2 separate regions of the Mus musculus genome follow, and region 1 is linked to region 2. A link is a contact called in ENCODE Hi-C or POLR2A ChIA-PET data. All regions are on one chromosome and are shown on one strand. Each heading gives the region's core, a stretch centred on a gene start or an enhancer-like site at or near the end of the contact. The rest is flanking DNA. Distances are from core to core; before and after follow the strand shown.

Region 1 (4,298 bases), core at 183-2,682, 120 kb before region 2:
GGTTCCGGGCTAGGATTTGCGATTCTGTTGCGCAGTGTGGATGAGCTGGGACTTGCTAAGAATGGATTTACAGCGGACGTTGGAACTGGTGTTGGAGATTCCTTCATCATGGAAGAAACCTAAAGGATCTCAGCGGCGGGGTGCTCGACTACTCCCAAGCCAGACAATCCTCCTACCGCGGAATCCCGGCTGCAGGTGTGCCGAAATGGAGTCATGCAGGGCCTGTGGCTTTCTGCTTTCATTCAAAGCTCAGCCTCAAACCCTGTGCTTGCTTCCCCGCCCCTGGTCGTAGTGACCGTTTCAGAGACTCCAGGGGTGCAGGCTGCAGTTGATGAAAACTAAGTCGGATCCTGGTTGAGAGGCCATGCATGTTGCGTACCACTCCGCGTGTCCGTGTCCTGCCTGCGAAGATGTTGGAAATAGCATACGGGGAAAGAGCTTTTGCTTTGATTCTTTAATCTTGTTCCAGATTAAAGAATCGCGAGAGCTGGTGGGAGAGGAATCCCTTCTTAAATTCAACCAGTTTTGCCTCTATTGAGCGATTTCTTCTTAGCAGACAGGATTCTTAGCAAGGTAAGCATATATTGACTCAAGAAAAAGAAAAGTCTTACCCAGCGCCTTGTGCTTACCTAATACGACTTATACAAAATTTAATCCTTATGCGTAGGCAGCAAAAGGCATTATTCTTGCTTTCTATTGCGGCTGTGGCCACGCCTCCCTGGCTTGGCCGTCCTGCTGGCCCCTCACTCCCATCCCAGTCACACCTTTCAGTTTCGAATGAAGTCCTGTTCTGTGTCTTTAGTGCTTAGATATGTTCCAGTCTCCCCAATGCCTCGTTTCCGTCCTGAAAAGACTTCTCAGGCTTTACCGGATTCGTTTCCGTCTCGAAAAAAAACTTCTCAGGCTTTAAGTCTCTTGGCATACATACAAGAAAAGTGGTGGGGTTTGTTTTTCTTGTTTTGTTTTGGTATTTGTTTTAGTGTTGGAGGTCGAACCTAGGGCCTGCTAAGCATGCTTACCAGCCAAAGGCTCTCCCACTGAGCTGCACACCCAGTTCCTGGTTTAGCTCTTGTTTCTGTCTCCAGCGATGCTTTTAGGGCCCCCGTCGCTGCTCTTATCCATTCTTCCAGTCATAAGTCTCCCAGCCTGTCCCTTTGTCGCCCAGCCATTCCAAACTTGATTCCATCCCCTATATCGGACCTTGTTCCGCCTAAGCTAGGTTTTACAAGTTTAGTCTTCAGGCGCAATTAGGATCCCTAGTCCTTGAGCCCCTTCCCACACAAGTCATGGTTTCTGGGTTTGTTGCTCTGTTAACTTTTCCCTGCTCAAGTCATGCCTCCTGGGTATACATACGGTCTGGTCGCAGGCTGATCTCTGCCTTGGCAGTAACCCTAAGCCTTTTCCAGCACAAGCCAAACCTCCGCACGCCACTAGTCGCTTAGCTCTAGACGCGCCCCTTGTCTCTTCCTACTGAAGCCACGCCTTCCCATTGTTGTGGACGGCCTCCAATCAGCTCCTCTGCCGCTGGCCACACCCTTCCACTCGGCGGCGCTTTTTCAAATGCTAGTACTTTGGCCTTGTTTGCAACGCCTGCTGCCCTTCGTCTCTGTCTTTTATCCTCTCTCCCAGAGTCCCACTTTGGGAGTTTGCTGCTTTTCCTCTGACTGGCCTCCAGGCCCCCGGGCCCCCGGGCCCCCGGGCCTCCTGGCCCCTGGGCCCCTTGGCCACGCCTCAGGACCACTCCCCGCCCGTCGGAGCCACGCTTTCTAGGCGTGTTGCTTTCTTCATCCCAGCTTGCGTGGGGTCTACCTGCCTCTGCTCGCCACGTCTCCCGGCTATGACTACGCCCTGAGCCCCCTCCTCGCCAGAGTCACGCCTTCTGGGTTGTCTGCTGACCCCATTTGGGTTTGCTGCTTATACTTAGCTCCACCTCATGGCCACGCCCCCGAGGCATTCTTCACCTTCAGCCTTCTGGATTTGCTGTTAGCCTTCCTCTTGGCCCTGGCCACGCCTCGTGCCCCCTCCTCCACCAAGCCACATCCAGGTTTTCCTAGAGTCACGCCTTCTGGGTTGTCTGCGGACCCCTTTTGGGTTTGCTGCTTATACTTAGCTCCACCTTATGGCCACGCCCCCGAGGCACTCGTCACCTCCAGCCTTCTGGGTTTGCTGTTCGTCTTCCTCTTGGCCCTGGCCACGCCTCGTGCCCCCTCCTCTCCCAAGCCACATCCAGGTTTTCCTATTTCCAGTTCCATCCGCTAGCCAAGCCAGTCAGGCCTAGTCAGTCTCTAGTCTTGACCTCTAAACGGTCGTCAGCCCGCGCCTGTCCAGTCCCGGGGCCTCGGGCACTTTCCTAGAAAAGTAGGGATTCTCGGCGGGCCTCTGAAAGTCGCGCCGGTTTGGCCAGTCCGACCACCCCAGCGCTGTCCAGGGAACGCGGCCTCGCCGCCACCGGAAACGGAAGCGTGCGACAGCTGGACCATGGCGACTCTGTTTGACCTCCCAGACTTGGTGCTCTTGGAGATCTTCTCTTACCTCCCTGTCCGGGACCGGATCCGCATCTCCAGGTGCCGCCCCGCTCCTCGGGGGAAAGAGCCGGGCATGGGCTCGGCAGGAGATGCGGATCCGGTCCTAGCGGGCCGGGGTCGTTCTAACGGCCGGTCCACTCCTCCAGGGTCTGTCACCGCTGGAAGAGGCTAGTGGATGACCGGTGGCTATGGCGACACGTCGACCTGACGCTCTACACGGTATGCGGGACCCGGGAGCGGTGCGGGGAGAGCCACCCCCTGCCCTGGGACATGGGGGTGGGGGTTGCTTTATTTTGCTTTCTAGTGTTTGTTTGCTGTTTGTTTTATTTATTTATTTTTGATAGTTTCTTGAGGCTTTTATTTTTCTGGATTTTCGTTGGTGTTGCTTCTTGGGGGGCTGAGGGGGTTGTTTTGAGACAGGGCCTCTAGGCCAGGCTGACTTCAGCTTCCTATGAAGCCGAGGCTGAGCTTGATACCTACCTCGACCTTCTAAATATTGGGATTAGCAGCGTGGGCCCCATGTGTGGTTCCTGTGCTACTGGGAATGCAATTTAGGTTTCTTGAATGCTAGGAAGGAACACCTCTGAGTCACGTACTGGTTTCCAACTAACCACCCCCTGCAACAACCTCCTGAGTGCTGAAGTTACAGCTGTAGGAGAAGGCCCAGGAAGTGTTTGGGTTTTGTTTGTTTGTTTGTTTGTTTGTTTTCTCGAGGAAAAATTTCTCTGTAGCCCTGGCTGACCTGGAATTCTGCTTCTCCAGTGCTGGGACTAAGGGTATGCACCACCATACTCTGCTGGTTTGGTATTTAAGTGAGTTCGTGCTTGGAATTTTTCTGCCTGTCCTAGTGCCAGCCTTTACCTCCCCTTCAATGCTCAGACCTCAGTTTCTCATCTAAGATATGGGGATTAAAAATAATGCTTGTAGGCCAGGCAGTGGTGGCGCAGGCCTTTAATCCCATCCCTTGGGAGGCAGAGGCAGGCAGATTTCTGAGTTCGAGGCCAGCCTGGTCTACAGAGTGAGTTCCAGGACAGCCAGGGCTACACAGAGAAACCCTGTCTGGAAAAACAAAAAAAAGTACCTTCATGTTTCATGTCTGATGTATTGTAGAACTTAGCCAGTATGGCCAGTGTGTGTCTCCAGCATTTAATAAATGCAAGCTTATAGCTTTTCAGTTTTCTAGTTTTGTTGTTTTGGTTTTGAGGTGGGTCTCATGTATCCCAAAATTAGCTTCTAGCTGGCTGTGTAGCCAAGGATGGCAGAAGGTTCTGCTCCTTTTGGTCTTTTCCTCTTGAGTGCTGGGATCACAGGTATGTGCTATCACATAGTTGATGTGGTGCTGAGAACAAAATCCACGTTTGCGTTTGCCAGGCAAGTGCTTCATTAATACAGCCACACCCCCAACCTCTGTTTTTTGGTGTTTTGAGACAGCATCTGTCAATACAAAAATATAACTGTTACCTCAGAATGGAGACGAATTTACTCTGGAGCCAGATATGAGTGACCATGTACAGAGAATACAGTTAGGCTTTCTCAAATATGTGTTTAAATGTAACAGTTCCATGAAAAAATTTTACTACTACCACTACTACTACTACTACTGTTTAAATGTAACAGTTCCATGAAAAAATTTTACTACTACTACTACTTCTTCTCCTCTTCCTCCTCCTCCTCCTCTTCCTCCTCCTCCTCCTCCTCCTCCTCTTCCTCCTCCTCCTCCTCCTCCTCCTCCTCCTCCTCCTCCTTCTTCTTCTTCTTCTTCTTCTTCTTACT
Region 2 (4,272 bases), core at 376-2,875:
CCAAGTGCTGGGATTAAAGGCGTGTGCCACCACGCCTGGCCCCTTGCCTGTTTTTTAGTCAGCAGAGCAACAAGGTTTCATTAGGCATTTCTATTCATACCTTGTTTTGGTTGACTGTCATTTCCTTCCACAGTTCCCACCTCCCCAAAATGTACCCTTCTCTTCCTCCCAATTTAATGCCTTTATTTCTATTTATTATTATTATTGATGTATGGGTGCTTTTCCTGCATGTATGTCTGGGCATTGCATGCTTGTCTCATGTCCATGGAGAACAAAAGAGGTATCAGGTATACTGGAAAAGGAGTTACAGACACTTGTAGGCTGCCATATGCGTACTGGGAACTGAACCAGGGTCCTTTGGAAGAGCAACAAAGGTTCTTAACCACTGAGCAATCTCTCCAGACCAACTTCTCCATTTCTTTAAAACATCTTTTGATCTCCCATTCATGGTCCCCTTTCTAGGTTCATGTCTTATATTCACAGTCACAGCCATATGAGACACACACACACACACACACACACACACACACACACACACACACAAAGCTAGTATCCATATAGGATCCATGTGAAACTATGAAGTAGTTTATAACTCTTTCTGGCCTTGAACTCACAGAGATCCACTTGTGTTTGCCTCCTGAGGGCTGTTAAAGGTGCATATCACTATGCCTGACCTAGTTTTACTCTGAATTATTCCAAAAATAGAAAACACCCAAGCTGTTAAACTGTCTCTAAAAATTAAGTCGTTTGGGCCAAAAAGCTGGCTCAGTGGGTGAAAGAGAAGCTGACTTCCATTGCTGAAACCCATGGTGATAACGGACGCCTGAAAGTTGTCCCCTGACCTCCATACATTGCCATGTACATGCCTGCTTACTCTGTTAAACCATGCACACACATACACACACCCCATTATCACGAAAAATCAGGAAAAGATGTTAGGAACTAAGCATTTTGGATACAGGGTTTCATGTATCCCAGACAGACTGGCCTTGAATTTACTATGTAGCCAAGGATGGCCTTGAACTTTGTCTTCTTCTCCCAAGCACCACTAGTACCATCTACGGTACTGGCGATGGATCCCAGGGCTTCGTGATGCTAGTCCGGGCTCTACTAACAGCCCTGGGTGGTGAAAACGTGATGGAATCAAGGACTGAGGTGTTAGCAGAGTCCAGAGACACACAAAGACAGGTCGACATAAAGGTGTCTGGAGACAGCACTAACTGAATGGACCAAACGGATCATTTTTCCTGGGTTGGCAGATTGTGCAACATGGCTAAGGGCATCGCGAGCGTGAGGGAGAGGCGGGAGAGAAAAGCTTTTGTCAGCAGCATCTCCACCGGGGCGTCCCCACACCCATCCTCGCCCCACCGGTCCGCCATCAACCGAGGCGCACCCCGGCCTGGTCCCGCCTCTCGCCCCGCCCCCGCACTGCTCCCCCTTCAAGGTCTCGCTTCTGATCTCGACCTCTCGGCTCTTTTCCTGTCTCAACGCCCCTTATGAACCCACCCGAAAAAGGGTGCAACTGTCGGGACGCTGGAACAAACAAGTTTTTCTCTCCAGCTTGGAGAGCTCCAACGTGGCTGAGAACTCCGAGCCGGAAATGGAAGTGACGTCACGGCCAGCCCCCCCTTTTCTCCGAGCTCTGAGTCCTTCTCGGCGTTTGTCCGAGGGCTCTCCACGCAGCGCTCGGTGAGGATTCGGTGAGGAGCTGCGGGGGCGGCGCGGGGAGGGCGAGGACTCGGTAGGCCTGTGCGGGGAGGCGGGCCGAGCTCTGCTCGCGGGGTCCCGCGGCTTCCCGGGCTCTGCAGCCTTCCCGGGTGCCGCGGCCCGAGTGCGCATCCCGACTCAGCCCTGAGCTGTTTGCACCCACCTTTCTTCTAAAGCCGGTGTAAAGTAACCTTCGTGGAATTATTTTCCTCCCCAGAAAGAATAGACTTTTCGCCATTGGTATCACATTGAGACGCTGCATTTTCCATTCTTGGACCGGGCGATTCTGTTTGGGGGAGCCGAGCTTTGGCTGAAAGGTGGGTGAGGGCAGCCTTTTCCTCTTGTTTTTCTTTTTGTGTGTGTATGGAAAGGAATGCTTTATCCGATTATTTCGCTTTCGTGGGACCTATGTTTACCTGAGACACATTGCATTCTGATTTTTTTAAAAAGGCAACTTCGTTGTAGACTTTCGCAGAGTGCATTTATCTGTATATAAATATAAACGTACAAAGACCCGGGTCTTTGTGTTGAAGAAAAGTAAGGATAACAAGTTACTCTTGATTTGATGCTGGGGCCGCAACTCAGAGCCTCATGATGCTAAGCACTCTCCTGCTGAGCTACACCCTAGCCCAAATAGTTAGCTATTGTCTGAATGTTGTAGGCCTGTGCCTCCTTGCAGACTTTAAAAAATGGAGGCTTTGTTAGGTTAGTACTGATTAAACTGGTTGGTTTTTCAAGGAAAATTAAAATACAGTTTATGTTGAACTATTTGAGAATAGGTTGGGAATTTCAGGCATGATTTTTTTACATAACGGGGTAATACATTTTCTAAAAAAAAAAAAAAAGAAGATACTGACCCAGTAAGACCGTAAATACTGATCTTTCAGCCAAGATAATAAAAAATTAATATTATCTAATATCTTCTTTGTGTGAAATCAGAATTCTTCATTGTTATAAGTTTTTGGGTGTTTTTGCATCTAAGATCTTTTCAAAGTTTCTTTGTTTTTCTAATAGTGGGAATTGAATCTAGGGCTTTGTGCATGTTTAGTAAGCTCTCTTACTGAGCTATAAACCAAGACCTCTTTAAGGCATTTTTGCTGTTATTTAATCTATTTTAAGTTGTTATCTGTTTATGTGTGGGGTGTGGGTTTCTGCCTTGAGTGCAGTGCCCCTGGATGTCACAAAGGGCCTTGGCTCCCTACAGCTGCGTTACAGGAGGTTGTGAGCCACCTGGTGCGGTGCCGGTGTGGTGCTGGGAACCAGATCTCTGGTTCTGGAAGAGCCGTATGTACTTTTAACTAAGTCTTCAACCCCCATTTTAAGGTTCTTATATTGAAATTTTCAGATACCTTTTTAGGATCTTTGAACCTAGGGTAGGTCATGTTGTTTGTTATAGTAACTTTTTAAGGAGGTATGCATTTTCGCATTTCGATGGTTTGTTTCTGTTGGCATTTTTCTCCATTTAAATTTTTTTCTCCATTTTTGATTTTTTTTCACTGTAGACTAACTGATGCTTGGATTTCTGAGTGAAGTGGTATATAGCTCTTGCCTAGAATGTGTGAGGCCCTGGGTTTCAGCTTCAGCACACCAGTGAAGGGAGGTAGTGACAAAAATCTAGCTTAAGCCTGTTCTTACAGTCCTGAATAACTGTATTACCAATTGATGAGAGCTTTGGAAGTTCATACAGTCTACTGAGTTTTTGAGTTAATACACCTTTGTTATATGAGAGTACACAAAGGTAAGGTGTGTGTGTGTGTGTGTGAGAGAGAGAGAGAGAGAGAGAGAGAGAGAGAGAGACAGAGACAGAGACAGAGACAGAGACTGAGACAGAGTCTAGGTGGCGAACCTGGGGCCTTGGACATGGTAAATAAGTGCTCTGTCACTGAGCTATATCCACAGCCTTTTAACGGGTTAAACTCCATTTGATTTTGTCCACATGAGTGCATGTATATCCTGGGGTAAGTGTCAGGTGTCCATCTTTCCTTTCATCGTGTGGGTCCCAGAAATTGAACTCGGGGAACCTTAGGTTTTTAGGCTTGGTGGCAAATGCCATTACACACTCAGCCATTTCTGAGGAGCTGGGGCTGGGGTGGCTACTGCTTCCTCCTCCTCCTCCTCTTCCTCCTTTTCTTTTTCTTCTTTCTCTTCTTCCTCTTCCTCCTCTTCTTCTTCCTCCTCCTCCTCCTCCCCAGCACAGATGTTCCATACACCTTTTTATTTGACAATGTTGATTGTACAAAACACAAAAAGTATATGTATGACTATAACTCATATAATGTATTTTGATCATATTCACTCCCAAGAGAAGTGAGTTCTATCTAAGTTGAGACCAAATGACAGGGTTTAGGACTAACCACGGAGAAGGAGAAGGGCGTAGGAGGTAAGGGGAGCGTGGTAAGCAGTGACTAATTATATTTGTACAGTGCAAGACGAGAGCTTCAAGAGTTAATCCAGGGTTGACAGGAATTTCACTTATTTTCTTGGTGGTACACAAGCTCTTATTCTAGCAGATGGGTAGTGGAGACTGGCAGGAGTATCATTGCAAGTTTGAGGTAACTCAGGGCT

Evidence for each region. Hi-C counts contacts between places; a loop is a spot of excess contacts on that map. ChIA-PET counts read pairs that join two places held with the same protein, here RNA polymerase II (POLR2A).
Region 1: a map of heart shows a loop between it and region 2 (2.1-fold over the local background). The contact joins the promoter of Ubl5 here to the promoter of Zfp266 in region 2. A Hi-C loop is called at or near these places in 1 of 37 maps with a recorded cell type or tissue (heart). POLR2A ChIA-PET finds 5 or more read pairs at or near these places in 4 of 5 experiments (Patski and embryonic stem cell).

Annotation. Positions count from the first base shown.
Region 1 is chr9:20,640,470-20,644,767 of GRCm38, reverse strand. Ubl5 (ubiquitin-like 5) reads right to left here and starts at 1,432. Exons shown (of 5, transcript NM_025401.4): 1 at 1-1,432. Fbxl12 (F-box and leucine-rich repeat protein 12) reads left to right here and starts at 1,962. Exons shown (of 3, transcript NM_013911.3): 1 at 1,962-2,564; 2 at 2,672-2,744. The coding sequence starts at 2,479.
Region 2 is chr9:20,518,772-20,523,043 of GRCm38, reverse strand. Zfp266 (zinc finger protein 266) reads left to right here and starts at 1,625. Exons shown (of 9, transcript NM_001082485.1): 1 at 1,625-1,700; 2 at 1,925-2,024.